Linked DNA regions of Homo sapiens: region 1 is linked to region 2. The links are chromatin loops, found by intact Hi-C in ENCODE. Cell type or tissue: GM12878. All regions are shown on one strand. Each heading gives the region's core, and the rest is flanking DNA. Links, peaks and the distances in the headings are about the cores only. Region 1 has its middle 300 kb from the start of MIR572. Region 2 overlaps LINC02498 (long intergenic non-protein coding RNA 2498).

Region 1 (8,601 bases), core at 2,375-7,374, 320 kb before region 2:
ATGAACAGAAACTTCTCAAATGAGGAAATACACATATTTGAAAAGATACTTAGTGTCATAATTCATCAAATACATGTAAAGTAGAAACACAAAGATATATGATTTTGCATTTACCAGATTGACAAAATTTAAAAGCCTTTCATTATCTGGGGCTGATGAAAATGCAAATCATCAGGAAATCTTACACACTCTGCTGTGTGAGTATAAATTTTTATAGGCACTTTGGTAAACAACAGGGCAATTGACCTATCCATTTAAACTTGCACTGGCATTGTAAGAAACAAGCCAGAAGCTTAGCTAGTGCATGTATACCCCAGAGAACATCTGTACCTTGAAACATAGGCAACATTCATAGCAATATTAATACTAACACTCACGCTGATACTGATACTGTTAGAGATACTGTACTGATATCAATACTAGTGCCTAACATGCTACATAGTGCAGTGGTTCTCAAATCCTAGGCACTATCAGAATCACCCAGAGGGATTATTAAAACACAGTTTGCTGGGCCGCATGCCCAGAGTGACTGATTTAGTAGGTCTTGGCAGGGTCAGAGAATTTGCATTTTTATCAAGCTCTCAGGTGATGCTGATGTTTCTGCTCCAGGTACCACACTCTGGGTACGGTAAATACCATGCCTTCCACGGGACAGTTGCAGTTCTAAGTGCTTTGCACATGTTCACCCTATTAGCCCTCACAAGAATTGTATGAATAGTAGATAAACTATTATCTCGCTTTGGCAGATAGAGAAGTAAAGGCACAAGAGGTAAAGTGAGCTGCCCAAGGTTATACAAACAATTGGGATTCAAACTGGGGAACTCAGGAGTTTGTCCCTGTCTGTGTAATTAACCAAAAACATTTAGGAGTCTCTGGATGGACAGGTGGGGAAAACATTTTGAAAGGATAAAATGTCAAGCGAAGGCTAGGCAGTGTGAGCCCTTTGGGCACATTCAGGAACTAGAAGTGAGCCTGGGTAACTCGAATACAGGACACTGGAGGCAGAGATAAAACCTGAGGAGAGTTAGAACAAGGTAGCAAGGGTTGTATCAACAAAGGATTTTGTTCTCCAGATGAGACTCTTCAGACTTCATTCTGATGATTACAGGAGCCGCAAGAAGCCTCAGGCAAGAAGGGATAGGATTTGATTTACACTTTTAAATACAAGGCCTGTGGAAGAGCATGGAGGGAGAGAGGTTGGAAGAGAAGAGAACAGTTTGGAAGCTATTTGCAACAGTCTTCATGAGAGCAGATAGCAGCTTGGGCCGCAAAGGAAGGAATAGCACAGGGAGGCTGGGGTAAGAGATATTCGGGCACAGCATCAGCAGGATCTAGTGGCTGACTGGGGTAAGGAGAGAGAAATGAGGTTTAGGCTAATTCCCAACTTCCTGATTTACTCAACTTGATCATGATGATGTCATTCACTGAAGGGAGGGGTTGGCACTGGGGAAACATGCCTTGTTCAGTGCTGGGTCTGAAGTCCCTGTTGGAAGTCTTGGCAACTTTTCCTCTTAAAAACAAGAACAGCTTGCAATGGCTTTCAACTCTGGAAGCCCAGAAGACCTGGTTTGCATTCCTGCTCTAACGCTTATCGCCTGTGTAGGCCTTGGCGTGGATCCTCGCCATGACTCAGAATGAACCCAACTTTGCAATATTGTTAAGAAAAGTGCATGTTGTGATTGGCACATAAGTTCATTTAACATCTCGAGAGTCAGCTCCAAGTGGGATGCTGATGGATACAGACAAAATCCCTGTTCTCGTAGAGCTTATAGTCTAGTGGGTACATAATTATAAAAGCAAAATAGAATATGCCATCTGTAGTCACCCAGTTAGCCTTGAGCCCCAGGTGGAAACAGGGAGTCAGTGTGATAGAATGGGCCGTGGATTGAAATGATCCTCTATGGAGGCCTCCCACACTGGAAGTTACTATCCTCAAAGGCAGAGGGCAGCCTGATTAATGTCTGCATCCCCAGATCCGACAACAACAGTCTCTGGTACATAACCTGTATTCAATAAATGTTTGTTGAAGATGAAAATGAGTGAGTTCAGCAGTTTTCACTGGTAAAAAGTGCTGAGTCTGCGAAGAGCTCTGTTGCTGGCGGCAGGCACAGTTCACAGGGTCTTATCACGTAACTGCGACGGGCTTATGCGGTTTCCACGCTCACTTACAAAATTTCAATGACCTACTTAGCTTTCCAAGTCAAAATAAAGAAGTCATTCTGTAAACTGCAACATAATGTGCTGTAAAATATGAAGGTTTCTCTCTAACATATTAACAAAATCACCTGCAATATCACCAAAACATCACTACAATTTCTGGAATAATATGATGCCTTGAAACTGAATAATTTATTTGTGCATTTGCTGACAATGTGCATTTTTGACATCCCATTATTTTCAATTCTGCATCATTTTCTGGTGTAATGTGGTCTCCATTCTGCCACATTATAGCAGAAATCTATTTAATTTCTCACTCCCTGAGATTTCAAGAGCGATTTCCCAAGAATGCCGTTCTTATATCCAGCAGCAACTAAATGTTGAAGAGTGGTGATCCAATTCATTCTTGCAATAAGCCTAAGGTGTAGGTATTCTAATTATCTCTGCTATGCAAATGAGGAAACGGAGACACAGATGGCTTTATGTAAGTGACTGTAAGGGCCTCGGTTGTGAGAATGAAGCCGCAGGATGGTTGGTTTCAATGTTTCCTTGGTCAGAAATATTTTCACCTTCTTGGTCTCATTTGGTATTTCCTAAAAGTCTGTGAAATAAGTTTCATGCTCATCTGCAGTGACTTTTTTTTTTTTAATGACTGAAGGGTTAGGAAATTGTAGAAGAAAGATAGATCTATTATTTATTGAACAACTACTACATATTCTGTACTTTATTTTTAAAATTGGATTTATTTCTCACACTACTCTCAGAAAGGACATAACCTTATACTATTTGTTTCTCCAGTTTGAAGGTCAGGAAACAGAAGCTCAAAAATGTTCAGCGACTTCAAGGCACAAGACCATTGAGTGACTGAGATGTGACTTGAACTTTTTGTTAAATGCTGAGCACCATTCTCTTTTAGATTCGAGATAATGTACCCCGTGGGTGGAGAACCCAGTCATTTCTTGTGATATTCTAAATTGTGCTGCTGGACCAAGTCAGTTCATTGAGAAATGCATTCCAGGACAGCATGATCACGCCCCTTAAAGAATTGCATTTGTCCATATATTCTTTCGTTCAAAAAGTGACACGTTTTATTTATTGTTGAGCTGGTGGAAAATATTGTTCATTTAATCAGGATCCCTGTCCTTACAGCACATGAGAGAATTTTTTATTTTATTTTATTATTATTATGAGAGAATTTTTTTTAAGCTTCACTACCACAAAAGAGAAATCCATGACTCTTCTAATCAGCTCATTCATTGGTTTATATGAGATGATCTCTGGGATTCTTCTAACTTAATGTCTTTCTCTTCTTTGGCCACTGATAAATTTAGAAAAGAATTTGCAGCGTATCTTTAGCAAGTATACAGAATTACAAGACTAGCAACCATTCAGTCCCCTTTTGGGAATGAGCCATTTTGGGCAGGGACCAATAGCTTAGGCTATTTTCCTATCCTATTTTTTTTTCCTTTGTCTCAATTTTCTCAATAACAATGTTCTTATATACCATATGCTATATTAATATCATCTTGGCATTTTGTTGAGTTAAATACATAAACATTGGTGTTCATTATTATGTATTAATATGTTAAAATATTGTTATGTATTATATGATTATGTATTATAGGCAATATTATTATGTATTAAATATGTAACTAAATATGTAAACAATAACTAACATTTCCCATGTATAATGTTGCAATACATATATTGTTTTCTATCCATGGTTCCTGGCTCACACCTCCCACAGCCCTAGCCCTTATTACAGTCTTTTGTTAAAATGTTGGTGTGCTTTAGGCTTCAGAAGCAGGACTCAGAAAACACAAGAATATCTGACTTTCCCCTGCCCTCCTTTCACCAGTCCAAGGAAAGACTCTAATCTTTTCCCACCATTCTGACTATGAATCATATGACCCTCATTTCAGAAGCAGCCCTGTCCCGTGTCCTAGAGAAAGGATAACTGCACAGACAGGCCAAGATAAATCTGAACAGATATGTCATGCAGCGTTTCCCCACCCAATCTAGTATTATTACTTCATTCCCTTTTATTCTAATCACCTTTCTACACAGTTATCAATTGTGCCTATCCAGTGACGTTTCCATAAAAGGCCCATGGGGGCAGTGTATGAAGAGCTTCTGGATAGCTGAACACATATGGGTGGAGGTTCCTGGAGGGTGGTGCTCCCAGGGAGGGCATGGAAGCTCCACATTTCTTCCCCCATGCCTCGTCCTGTGCATCTGTTCATCTGTATCCTTTGCAATATCCTTTATAATAATCTGGCAGATGTGTTTCCCTGAGTTCTGTGAACCACCCCAGAAAACTAACTGAATGCAAAGAGGGAGTTGTGGGGAACCAAACTTAAAGTCAATCAGTAGATAGTGTTGGGAGTTGAATTGGAGGACACCCAGCTAGTATCTCCAGGTAGATAGCGTTGAAGTTTAATTGGAGGACAACCAGCTGGTATCTGCTGCGGAATTAATTGTTTGCTTTTTGGGAGAGAGAAATCCCCACACATTTGGGGGTCACAGAAGTCTATTGCTGATTGTTGTTGGGTGAGAAAAAAAGCACATTATATTTGTGTTTAATATTTCCACAGACCATGAAACAAGCCATCTTCAGAAGCCAATCTACATTTGGGGGTGATATTTTCTAGGAAGTCATCCAGAGAGATAAACTGTACAACAATGATGATAACAATAAAAATAATGAATAATTAATAAGTGATCACATGTCGTGTGTTTACAATGTGCTCATTGTGCTAAATTCTTCCCATGTATTTAATCTCCATAATAAACTTAGAAGTAAATATAACCAACCCTTTTGACAGATGAAGAAGTTGAATGTTAGCAAGATCAGAGCTTGTCCAAGGCCACCGCCTGGCAAGGGGTGAAGCTAGGGTCCCATCCCAGGTCTCTCTGCCTCCTGACCTCACCTTTTCCTCCACTAGGTCTTGAAAGAAGCTGAGCAGTAGAGTGAGGTGGGGAGGAGGGATAGTGAAGCAGACAGTGAATGGTCACAGGAAAGATTTCATTCAGGTCTCTGGTTTCAATTCTGTTGTTTTCAGCCCTTTGAGATAGATGACGTGACCCAGTTAATATGTATTGTATTTGCTACCCTGCAGAATTGTTAATTCAAAAAGGTGGGAGATTTATGAGTTTTGCACAGTCCTGTTTCATAGCTGCAATGTGGAGCTTCTCCAGGGAGGTAGTTTGAGAGCACTAGCTTTTCTGTGGGGTCAGCACACTTTTAAGTGAATTGGCCCCAAAGAAGAATGAATAAGGCATGGCTGAAATGGCACCAAAAGCAATTGTCACCAGCACCCAGGAGAGAAGGGAATAATTGGTGACAGCCTGGAATGCAGCTCACACTGAGATTGTCAGGTCAGGCAAGCTGGTCCACTGCCTACTCTGCCAGGTTGGGGTGATTCACCTCCCCTTTCTCTATTTAACTTGTAGTTTATATTTAAAATGATATACACCCATTATAAAGAAATTAAAATATACAGAGAAGCAAAAAAAATTAAAACTTGTCTTATCCTCCCAGACGATTACTGTGTGAGATCATATCCTTCCAAATCTTTTTCTATGTAAATACAATTACAAGATTAAAAAAAAATTCTACTGCATCTGCTATTTTAAAAGCAGCTACTTTTCTTTAAAAATATATTGTGAGCATTCGCTCATGCTCATAAATTTTCCACTACAGTAGAGGTTAGAGATGCATGGCTCACAGTTATTTTTCTGTTTTTTTGCATAGTATCTTGACAGACTAAGTAACTGGACAGCATGTGGCAGACTTGGTATCAATTTTAAAAGCTTATCATTTACTGTTTTATCATAGTCCAGACTCACAATTGCATGTAACTGCTTGGCTGCTGTAGGCATCTATGTGAGGCTCCTGCCCTACTTAGTTATGAGAAAGCTTTGAATGCTGCATGAGTTTCCTGTTGCTGCTGTACCAAATGACCACACACTTCGTGGCTTAAATAAAAATATATTTATTCTCTTACAGTCCTATGGGTGAGGAATCTGACATCGTTCTCACAGGGCTAAAATCAACGTGTCAGCAGGGCTGCATTCCTTTCAGAAGCTCTAGGGAAGAATCTGTCTCCTTGCCTTCTCTAGTTTCTAGAGGCCATCTGTATTAACGGACTTAATGCCCCTTCCCCTTCCTCAAGGCCAGCAAAGTAGCATTTATCTGACTTTCCTCCGCCATCACCTCTTACTCTGATCACACCCAGGAACGTTCTTCACTTTTAGAGATATATGCAATTAGATTGGGCCCTCCTGCATAATCCAAGATAATTTCTCTGTTTCAAGCTTTTTAACCTTAATCAAATCTTCAAAGTCACGGGTTCTGGAGATTAGGACAGGGGCATCTTTGGAGCCATTATTTTCCCTGCTGGAGATGGTATACCATCTTATCACTCCAGGTCTGTCATCTATTTAACTTGTTTCCTGTTAACGTACATTTAGGGTGCTGCCAACATTTTTGCTTTATATACAATCCTTCAGTAAAAATTAATATAACTAAACCTTTCCTTAGCTTTCATTGTTTCCTTAAAGAAAATCACTAAGAGCAAGATTTCTTGATTAAAGCATATGCCCATTTGTAAAGTAGTTCCACATTTACATTCAGGGCTCAGTACATATTTCTTAGGTATCTATTTTGTGCCAGGCATTGTTCTGAGTAGCAAGAATTTATTAGTGAACAAAGCAGAAAAAAAAATAGCCATTCTCAAGAGTTTCAGATTATGTAGTGTGTTGGTGGTTAATTGTCTTTTACCAATAGTTCAACTACTTTTGGCGCTAATTTTACAACTGCCTTTATTCAATTCACTACTTTCTTAAGGAACTAGTTTTCTTTCTTTCTTTCTTCTTTCTTTTTCTTTCTTTCTTCTGTCTTTCTTTCTTTTCCTTCCTTCCTTTCTTTCTTTCATTTTTTCTTTCTTTCTTTCTTTCTTTCTTTCTTTCTTTCTTTCTTTCTTTCTTTCCTTCCTTCCTTCCTTCCTTCTTTCCCTTCCTTTTTCTTTCCTTCTCTTCTTTCATCAGTCTTTAAAATATCTATATTTATAATATAGATATAATTAGAATACATATGTATTCTAATATATCAAAAGCAATCAACTAAGCTGGAATATAAAGGAAAATACATTTGTTTACACTGAGAAAGCCCAAGGCCCAAAATGCATTTTTACCACACAGTAGCAGTATGAACTTGGAAATGACCCCTGGTCTTTATCAACCTGTGTGATGCGAATAGAGTGCATTCTATGTGTTAAGCAACTTTTCAATCACTTTACATATATTATTTCAGTTAGTTCTCACAAAAATCCATGAGTTAAATGTCCTTAAGAATGTCATTTTACAAATTAGGAGATGAAGACACAGAGAGGTGAAGTAAACTGTCTGAGGTCACACAGCTAAGAAGTATTAGAGTCTGGATTTCAGCAAGACAGTCTGGCCTCATAGCCTACACTCATAACCTTCTTAATCCTTGTCATGGGTTAAAAATTGTTCCCACACTTTGAAGTTCTAACCTCCAATACCTCAGAATGTGATTTTATTTGGAAACAGGGTCATTGCAGATGTAATTAATTAAGAGGGAGACATGCTGAAGTAGGGTGGGCCTCTAGTCCAAAATAACCAGTGTTATTGTAAAAAGAGAAAATGTGGACACCTGCAATGAGAACATCATGTGAAGATGAAGGAGGGAGTGGGATGATGCTTCTACAAGCCAAGGGATGCCAAGAACCACCAGCAGCTAAAAAGAGACAAGGAAGGATTCTCCACTGCAAATTTCAGAGAGAGCTTGGTTTTCCCAACATCTTGCTTTCAGAGCTTTAGCCTCCAGAATTGTGATAAAATACACTTCTACTGTTTGGAGCCACCCAGTTTGTGGTACTTTGTCATGGCAGACCTAATCTAATGCAATCTTGATCTCCACTGTGGAGATCAACTGATTTATTTTTAGCTTATAGATGACATGAATCATATAACCAACCCTGTCTTACTTTTCTTTAGTTCTCAGGAAGCTCAGAACAAGGTAAAAATTATAGGGCTTTAGGGGGTGCATTCTACTACCTAAATGTCTCTACCTAAACCCTAGCATTCCAGCTGTATTTTACCTTTATTCCAATATCCTTATTTATAGAAATCTTATTGTATCGCATGCAGGTTTTTTAAAAACTTACTTTTGAAGATGGCCGAATAGGAACAGCTCTGGTCTACAGCTCCCAGCGTGAGCGACGCAGAAGACGGGTGACTTCTGCACTTCCATCGTAGGTACCGGGTTCATCTCACTAGGAAGTGCCAGACAGCAGGCACAGGTCAGTGGGTGCGCGCACTGTGCGCGAGCCGAAGCAGGGCGAGGCATTGCCTCACTTGGGAAGTGCAAGGGGTCAGTGAGTTCCCTTTCTGAGTCAAAGAAAGGGGTGACAGACGGCA
Region 2 (8,601 bases), core at 1,134-6,133:
TGTACATCAAACATTCATTCAACAATTGTCACTTTGCCTGCTGAGTCATGGTCAATGGACTGAATGCTGCAGATTCAAAGCTGAATTAAGATAGAGATACCCTTTCTGCAATTCAAGAACTAATAATGTAATGTGGGGGAAAGGAAAGCAAAGAGTACCTAGTTTGGGAATCAACTACATTCCCAATGCTGTAATAAAGCAGATTTCCAGGTGTGGCAAGGAGAATGACCAAGTCAGGGGTTATGTGTCTCTCCACTCTGTTAAGGGACATTGGGCTATGGTTATCAGAGAAGGCTTTGCTGAGCAGCAAGTGAGGAGGGGCTTTCTGAGACAGAATGGACCATGATCTGAAGGCTACATGAAGTGAACATCAGGTTCTAGGCTAAGGAGGAGGAAATTAACTGCATAATCTGATTCGTGTTTTGAAAATTTGTCATTAATGAAACTGCCCTCTTGTTTTATAAGATCTTCAATGTCTACATAGTTGTATTGCAATTTACCAACAGTTTATTGTATAGTAAGTGGTCATCATCTAAAAATATCGCAAGAGATCATGAATATAGTGAAAGAATTCACTCTTTGAAGTTAATACAGTCCAGCTTCACTTAGCAAGAGCGCTTGGGGAAGAGGACCTTTGCTTTAGTGAGGAAAGGAGGTGTCAGTGAGTTGTAGGAAACACATATCTGTGGGTAACAAAAGCTAAAAAATCCCATTGCCTCTGGATTTCTAGGAGAAAAGGTATCAAATCTATTTTTTCCCAATTTTCTATGGTTTACATAAAATTTTCTGAGACCAATTTCTTTGTCATGAACTATTGTTTTGCATACCTTCATTTATCTGTTTCTGAATGGAAGAAAAAATGTTTTACTGAGTACCTACTATGTACCAAGCACAGAGGTAGGCCTTTTGTCATGCTTTATTCATTTAATGTTCACAAAATTACTAAGAGGTAGATGCTATCATTACATTATAGACAATGAGTTGGTAATTCAGAGGTGGTTTCCTTGCCAAAGCTCAGTCTTGGCTTTCAATCATCATTCCTTTCAGGACTGCCATGTTTGGTCAAATGGGTTGTGTATGGTACCCTCTGGGGTTGTGCAGGGTGATAACATGATTACACCCCTATGTGGCCCCAAAAGCCAGTGTGAAGTGCCGCCTAGCCCGCTATCCCAAGAATCATCTTCAAATCACCAGTTCTCAGTTATATTTGTATTTACGGCAGTGAGGTCTTGGAGAAAGGGCTCCATACATTGGGCACTCAATACATTTACATTTGTGACTCACTGTGGATATTTATTTTGTTCTCAGAAAAATCAATCTGTGGAGGAAAGCAAAGTGTAACAGTTATTTCGAGGCTTCAGTTAGTAGGATCCAATTAAATGGGTTTTCATGTTACAGTCCTATCTCATTTTCCTTACCCAGAATCCTGAGCCCTCCAGATTTCAGCAAACAACACAGGAAAAGACAAAGATCCCAGAGCCTCCAGAACACCTCTCAGAAAGTTCATGTTCTGAAGCATTGGCAAATTGTCTTGGTGGCTGACTTATATTTCCCTTTTGTCCCTTTACACAGTTTTTCCTAACTTAGAACCTTTTTGCTCTTAATTTCAGTAGAACTGTAACGTGATTGATAAATGGGTTGACCAGCCCATGGCACAGGCAAAGCACCAAATGAGGTCTCGGAGGGATCGATGCAGGAAGCAGGCAGTGAAGGCAGAGAGAGAAGAGCAAAGAGAAGAACCAGAAAGAAATAAAAAAACCTAACAGTTGGCCATCTTTCATGTAAGGGCAGACATCTGTCCAGATTTCAAATAGTGTAACTCCAGGGGAGGAGTTCCCAACCAGCCTGTGCTGGTGCCATTTGGTTGAATCATAGTGGAACTCATTGGTTTACCTATGTCTTGGATGCTTTTCTGCTTCAATGATAAAGTTGAGTTGTTGTGAAAGAGAGCCTAAGGCCCATAATGCCTGAAATTTGTATGAAATCTATTATGACTTTTTATTAAAAACATAGGCCCTTTTCCAGAACAATCCATGTTACAAGGATATTTTTTCCCATTCATCAGATTAAACTCACTTCTGTGGGTCACTCTTGGGTTCTCTGGAGCAGCTGTAGAGTCATCTTGTCACCATGGTACTACTAGCATGGTACCGAGACAAAGATTCTCCAACATGCAAAGTTGTTAAAGGATATTGATGCTTCTAATAGTAACCTTCCTTTACAGGAACATTTGCTTAAGCGATACTAATGGGTTTCTTCCACCTGTAATATTGTCTCAGATATCTGTATGGTGTACAGTTTTATTCAGGGCTCTGCTCAAATGTTATTGCCTCAAAGAACCCTCCTTTGACCAGCAGACCTAAGTAGGCATACTCTTTGTCTCCCTAACAACCCTACTCTATATTTTAAAGCACTTAGCACTAACTCCCGTTGTATTGTTGAAATGTTGTTTTATTATTGGTTCCCTTTCATTAAAATACATCATCTGTGGGGTCAGACACTTTGCTTATGATTTTACTGCTATATCCACACTTCTGATAAACATATCTGGTTTGCTTAGTAGGTGCTTGTTCAGTGAATAAACGAATGAAGTCAAGCAGTGGTGCTAAATAGATAACATATTACCTCCCATTAATGGGTTAAATCAGGAGCCTCGGAAAGGAAAAGAAAAAAGATAACCAAGAAAAAATAATTTTCTCGTTAGAACCTGAACTGTTTCTTTAGCTCCAAGTTGTGCCAAGAACTCTAACAGAATTGTCAAATAAAATGTTTCTTCTATTCTCTGGTGAGGCTACGAGACATAATGGCATGTGCCTGGAGTAATACGGGTCTAAATTCAAATTCCGGGTCTGTTTCTTAATATTTGACCTTTTTATATAGAAAGTATGTATGTATGTATATATATATACTGATGAAGATTAGCTGCCACCAAAGGTTCCTATGGGTATTAACAAAGATGATGTGTGCAAAGTTCCTAAATGAGAGTCCAGCCCTCAAGGTGTTTGACTGGTGGTTGGGTTTGCTTCCTCTTCTAGCAGGACAGTTGCCCGTTGGAGAAGTGAGATACAGCCGCTCACACTTGCATCGCCATCCTTTTCTAAAGCCTCAGGTCCTCACTTTTCATTTTGAAAGTAAAAATGCAGACCGACAGTAGTCCCTCAGATGAAAGTCCCTTGGGTCACAGTCTCCTTTGTTGGGATGGGGGAGGCTCACACCTCCCAGGCAATTCTGAGAAGTCTTTAGAAAAGGGCTGCAATTTGTTTACCATTTCCGACAGTCTTATTTGTTGCCATAGCTTGACTTTAGGCAGCCCTCCTACCAGCTGCCTCATTAAAATAAAGCCCTCTTTATACCTTCAGTGGCCAGTGGCCTAGCACATAAAAAGAACTGCTAGCCACTCCCTAGATTCTACCAGTGCTTGCAGCCAAAGTTTGGGCCTCCTCATCAAGGGTGGGTACACATTCCCCATCCTCGACCTGCTGCCAAATAGCTGCAATGACTCTAGAAGCTTTTGGAAAAAATATCCTTCAGCATAAAAGGCGAATTTTATACTCTAATCAAAATAACTGCCAAGTTAAAAACATTCTATGAAAAGGGTGCTCTGGGAGAAGAAATGAGAAGCAAAGGAATGTTCTCACCCAGACACTACCTCACTGTGGTAGGAAAAACAGAATAAAATAAAATAAATAAATTGAAAGATTTGCATTATTCCTTTCAAGAGAAAGTGTCCAGTTCAACAAACAAAGAGCCTTTCTGAAATGTTAAGGACTTCTAATTATGACTAATAAGCTTGGCCTCACACTAACTTCCAGACCTAAGATTTACAGCCTCCAGCTGCTAGGAGGATTTTACTTCTCCAGTAGGATCCTTCCAGCTAATGTAGTTGATTTTGTATGTCTACAATGTTGAGGAAATGGGGAATTTCTAGTCTATTAACTAATTCAAGTCAGTAGTAACAAATACAACCAGACGTGGTTTCAAATCTTGGGTCCATTACTTCATGGCTGTGTAATCTTGAACAAGATCTCAGCCTCTCTGTGTTCAATGCTTCATTTGTAAAATATGCAAAATGTTGCCTAACTTTTATGGTTATTTGGAAGGAGCAAGAGGTTCTTTTCAAGGTGCCTCGGACACCACAGCTGGGAGTAATTGCATCTTGTTTCTTGACCTCTGTACACCGCACTTTCAGACAAATGTAGGAAAGGTCTCAGGACCATAACTTGAAAACCCTTGACTGAAGTGATGTAAATCCAGATACTCAATGTGTAGAAGACTTAAGGGGATATGAAAACATTTTCCTGTAAGTGAATAGACTTCTACAGGTGACACGAAGGAGTCAGGAAGAAAGGATTAGCAATTGCAAGGAGGCATTTTAGTTTAGATTTAGGCCAATATGAAATACTAGTTAAAAGTAGCCTGTGAAGTCAAACACAGTTCAAGTTCTTTTATGAGCTATGTGACTTTGAATTTTTTTTACTTCCTGTGCCTCAGTTTTGTTTCTGTAAAATGGAGCCCACCATAACCTCAAAACCAATTTATGACACAGTTATTAAATACTTAGTGATATAAAGCACTTTGTGCCTAGGTCATAATAAACACAACAAAATGCAATGTATTATAAAAATATAATGTAACAATACAATGATAATAGCAGCTATTAAGCTTCCTAACATGCAAACAAACTCATCCAGAGAAAGAATAGTGATGATTTCTGTGTTTGGTGTGAGACTAACACAGATGAAAACATTTTTCAGGAGAGGATTCAAGCAAACTGAAGATCATTGTCCTAGAACATGCTCAAGATTCATTCAGATCTTAGGACTCTAGGATTCTAATGCTGCCACTGTTTTCAACTCAATTTATGTAGGGTTTTGAAATAACAGCTTCATTGAGGTACAATTTATAGGTCAGAAAATTCACTGTGTCAAAGTGTACAATCCAGTGATTTTTAGTATACTCAGAGTTGTGCAACAATTATGACTATTTTATTTTAAAACATTTCATTTCTCCTTAAAAATTCGCATACCAATTAGCAGTCACTCCCTATTTCCCCTAACTTCTTCTTCTGAACAACCTCCAATCTACCTCTTGACTATAGATTTGCCTGTTACGGACATTTCATAGAAATGCACTCATATGATATGTGATATTTTGTGACTGGCTTCTTTCACTTTACATGTTTTCAAGGTTCATTCATGTTGTAGCATGCATGGGTACTTCATTCACTTTTATGACTTTATAACATTCCCTGGTATGAATATATCACATTTTGTTTGTCCGTTCATTAACTGATGAACATTTGGGTTGTTTCCATTTTTGGTTAATTCAAATAATGCTGCTATGAACATTTATGTCCAAGTGTTTTATACCCAGAAATGGAATTTGTAGGTGATAACTCTGCTTAACATTTTCTCCACATCCTTATTTGTACTTGTCTTTTTTATTTTAACCATCCTAATAAGTGTGAAGTGGTAGCTCATTGTGATTTTGATATACATCTCCCTAATGAGTAATGATGTTTGAGTATTATTTTTGTGTGTTTATTGGCCAGTTGTATATCCTCCTTGGAGAAATACTTAATATTTATTTGGAGAAATGTCGATTCAGATCCTTTGCTCATTTTTTTGATTGGGTTACTTGCCTTTTCATTGTTGGGTTAAAATTTTTTTATGTAATACAAATTCCTTACTAGATAAATAATTTACAAATACATTTTTTTCATTTTGTGGTTTGCCTCTTCACATTCTTGCTGGTGTCCTTTGAAGAATAATTTTTTAATTTTGTGATAAATGTAAGGGTTTATTTTTGCATCCTTGATTCTATTCCATTATTCTGTTTCCATTCTTATGCCGGTACCACACTATCTTGATTACCATAGAATTATAGTAAGTTTTTAAATCAAAACATGTGAGTTATCCAACTTTGTTTGTACTTAGAATTTTTTCTTCCAATCTGAGCTTCTTGATTTTCCATATAGATTTTATAATCAGCTTAATTTCTTCAAAAGAAATTACCTGAGATTTTGATAGAGATTTTATTGAATCTGTAGATCAATTTTGGGAGTATTGCCACTTTAGCAATATTAAGTCTTCTGATGCATGAACATAAAATAGCTTTCCCTTTATTAAAGATTTTTCTTTAATTTCCCTAAATTAAAGATTCTTCTTTAACTTCTTTCAGTAATGTTTTATAGTTTCATGTATAAGTACTGCACTTCTTTTGTTAAATTAATTTCTTCATATTTTAATCTTTTTTAATGCTATGGTAAATGGAATTGTTTTATTAGTTTACTTTTCATATTGTTTATTGCTAGTATATAGAAATGTAATTGATTTTATATCTTGATCTTGTATCAATTTAACAGTAGGCACACCGGCCACACATGTACAAAGATTAACAGAAAACTCAATTTACTTGTGAACAGGTAAATTCTCAAGTAAAAGATGCTTATTTTTTCTTTTATCTCTTAAAAGTGATGCTTAGAATTACATTTTCAACCTATCTTAATTTTGTGTTTGTCATTGAAAGACATTGTCAGATAAGACAGAAATCAGAATAATGGGTCGGAGCAGACAGACGAGAACAGGTGGCATAAACCATGGTCCTGGAGGCCTGAACATGCTTTGTTCTTCATGGCCCTGACAGTTACCCTACAGTTTTATGCCATTTTCATATTATTCTTGCAATTAGAGAACATTGAAGACAGAAACAATTGTATTACTTAACAACATGCTAGAACAATAAGGCAACAAATCTTAAGTCTTAGTCAATGTGCTGTTTTCAGAATGTTTTTTTTCTAGGTTATAGCGAAACCTAAAGAAATAAACAATTTTGGTTCAATCTGTGCTTCTTGTTTTACACAGTTTTGGTATATTCTCCCCAAACCACTTCTGCTCTTATTCCCTGGGGACCCTATTTCATTTTCAATCTTAACACCATTCTCATTTTCAAAATCGTTCATGCAGCACACAGAAATAGAAATGTAGGCTACCAAAGTCAAGCTGAAAAAGCAACTATCCAGTACATCCCCCATCCATAAATGACCGCTGTGACACTATCATGCTTTGCACACACCTCCCTTTCAGCCCTCTTCACAGTCTATTACAGCCATTCACTCACATATTTGTCCCCACAAACTCTTATAGAAAAGACCCATGCCATTTTCATCACTGCATCTCTAGAGCATGGAGCACAATGGCTAGCCCTTAGTGCATGCTTAGAAAATGTTTTCCAACTGAGTATGTAAAGGGAATTTCTTTTGAAACTCTCCTTTACCCTTTCTAAGTCTCAAAACAGCTTTACAAACATAATTGCTTTGGCATAATTTTTCTAAGCATTTCTTCTGACATTTCTTTTGGGAAATAATTTTACCAAAAGTCAATAGAGTTATTGAGCACCTGCTGTGTGGAAGACTCTGCCAGATGTTATGGCACATAGAACAGAGCTTTTGATCTAGCTGAGGACACAATGTATGTAGGTGATAAAAATCAGTGCAAACGTTGACTGAGCACTTACATGTGCCAGGGATGATGCTTTGATGAATGTAACTCATTTAAGTCATGCAGCAAATGAATGCAATGGGCACTAGTCCTATTCTCTCTGACAGGTGAAGGAATGGCAGGTGAGCTATGTCACTTGCACAAGGTCACTCAACTTATAAATGGCTAAGCCAAGATTTGATCCCAGGCAATCTGACCCCAGGACATATTTAGTTAACCAACAACCTCTTTCGCACATACAAAGTCACAGATGATAATAGACAAGTAAATTTTTTTATTCCTCCAGAAATGTAGGGGGACAGATGATCACTATAGACCAGGATGTTCACTGAAGGATTCAAAGAGATGATAGATTTCAGTAAGCTGAAAAAAGCTGAGCCAAATTTAAACACAGTAACAAGGAACTCTAGACAAGGGGAAACTGTGAACAACACTAGAGAGCTTGGTGGGGGGTTCAGTCATTCTGAGGTAATGGTTAATACTACCCAATGTACTATTCTGGGCAATGAAGATAAAATAAGACAAACTGCATGTTCTCATGGACCTTACATAACAAACAACAAAAAAATAAAGACAGACTTGTCTAGTGGAGAGATGTGCTATGAAAAAAGTAATAAAGCAGCATAAGGAAACTGAAACAGACAAAGGATGTGTTGCTATGTAATAAAGTGCACACAGAAAACAGCCTCTCTGTGAAGGTGACATCCCACCTGCCACCCATAGTAGGAAAAAAGCAGGGAGACATGTGAAAACCAGTGAATTAGGCATTTCCAGGGAGAGGAAACAGAATATCCAAAGGCCCTGAGGTAGAGCATTCTTACTGAGTGTGAAGAAAGTGAGGGAACCAATATGGCTGGAGTGCAGCCAGTGAAGAGTAGAGAGGTGGGAGGTGATACCCACAGGGGCCAGGATCTGTAGAGTCACGTAAATCATTGCAGTCACTTTGGATTTTTCTCTGCTGAAGACTTTCCATCAGCTTCCCATCTGACTCACAGGAACAATACATGAGTCTTCCATTTCAGAAAGATCACTCTGGCCAAATGCTCCTAGAATGAAGGAGTACATGAGCAGGTAACCAGGGATGCTTGAGGAGAGGTATTCT

The links. Peaks named below come from ENCODE experiments on the same cell type or tissue, not always from the same donor. Only the 100,000 strongest peaks of a DNase experiment are listed, where the experiment ranks them.
Region 1: it touches region 2 in a loop (2.4-fold over the local background); 2 of 110 quality-filtered maps call a loop at or near these places.

The regions. Positions count from the first base shown.
Region 1 is chr4:11,066,691-11,075,291 of GRCh38, reverse strand. No RefSeq gene overlaps it. Among named protein-coding and RNA genes, the nearest start is that of MIR572, 300 kb to the left of the region's middle. In GM12878, for the core only: a CTCF peak has its summit at 4,265; a DNase peak (open chromatin) is centred at 2,681.
Region 2 is chr4:10,741,889-10,750,489 of GRCh38, reverse strand. The region is part of intron 2 of LINC02498 (long intergenic non-protein coding RNA 2498); the gene reads right to left. Among named protein-coding and RNA genes, the nearest start is that of LINC02498, 8.6 kb to the right of the region's middle. In GM12878, for the core only: no CTCF peak of the experiment used is centred there; a DNase peak (open chromatin) is centred at 3,139; H3K4me3 peaks cover 444 bases; H3K27ac peaks cover 2,158 bases.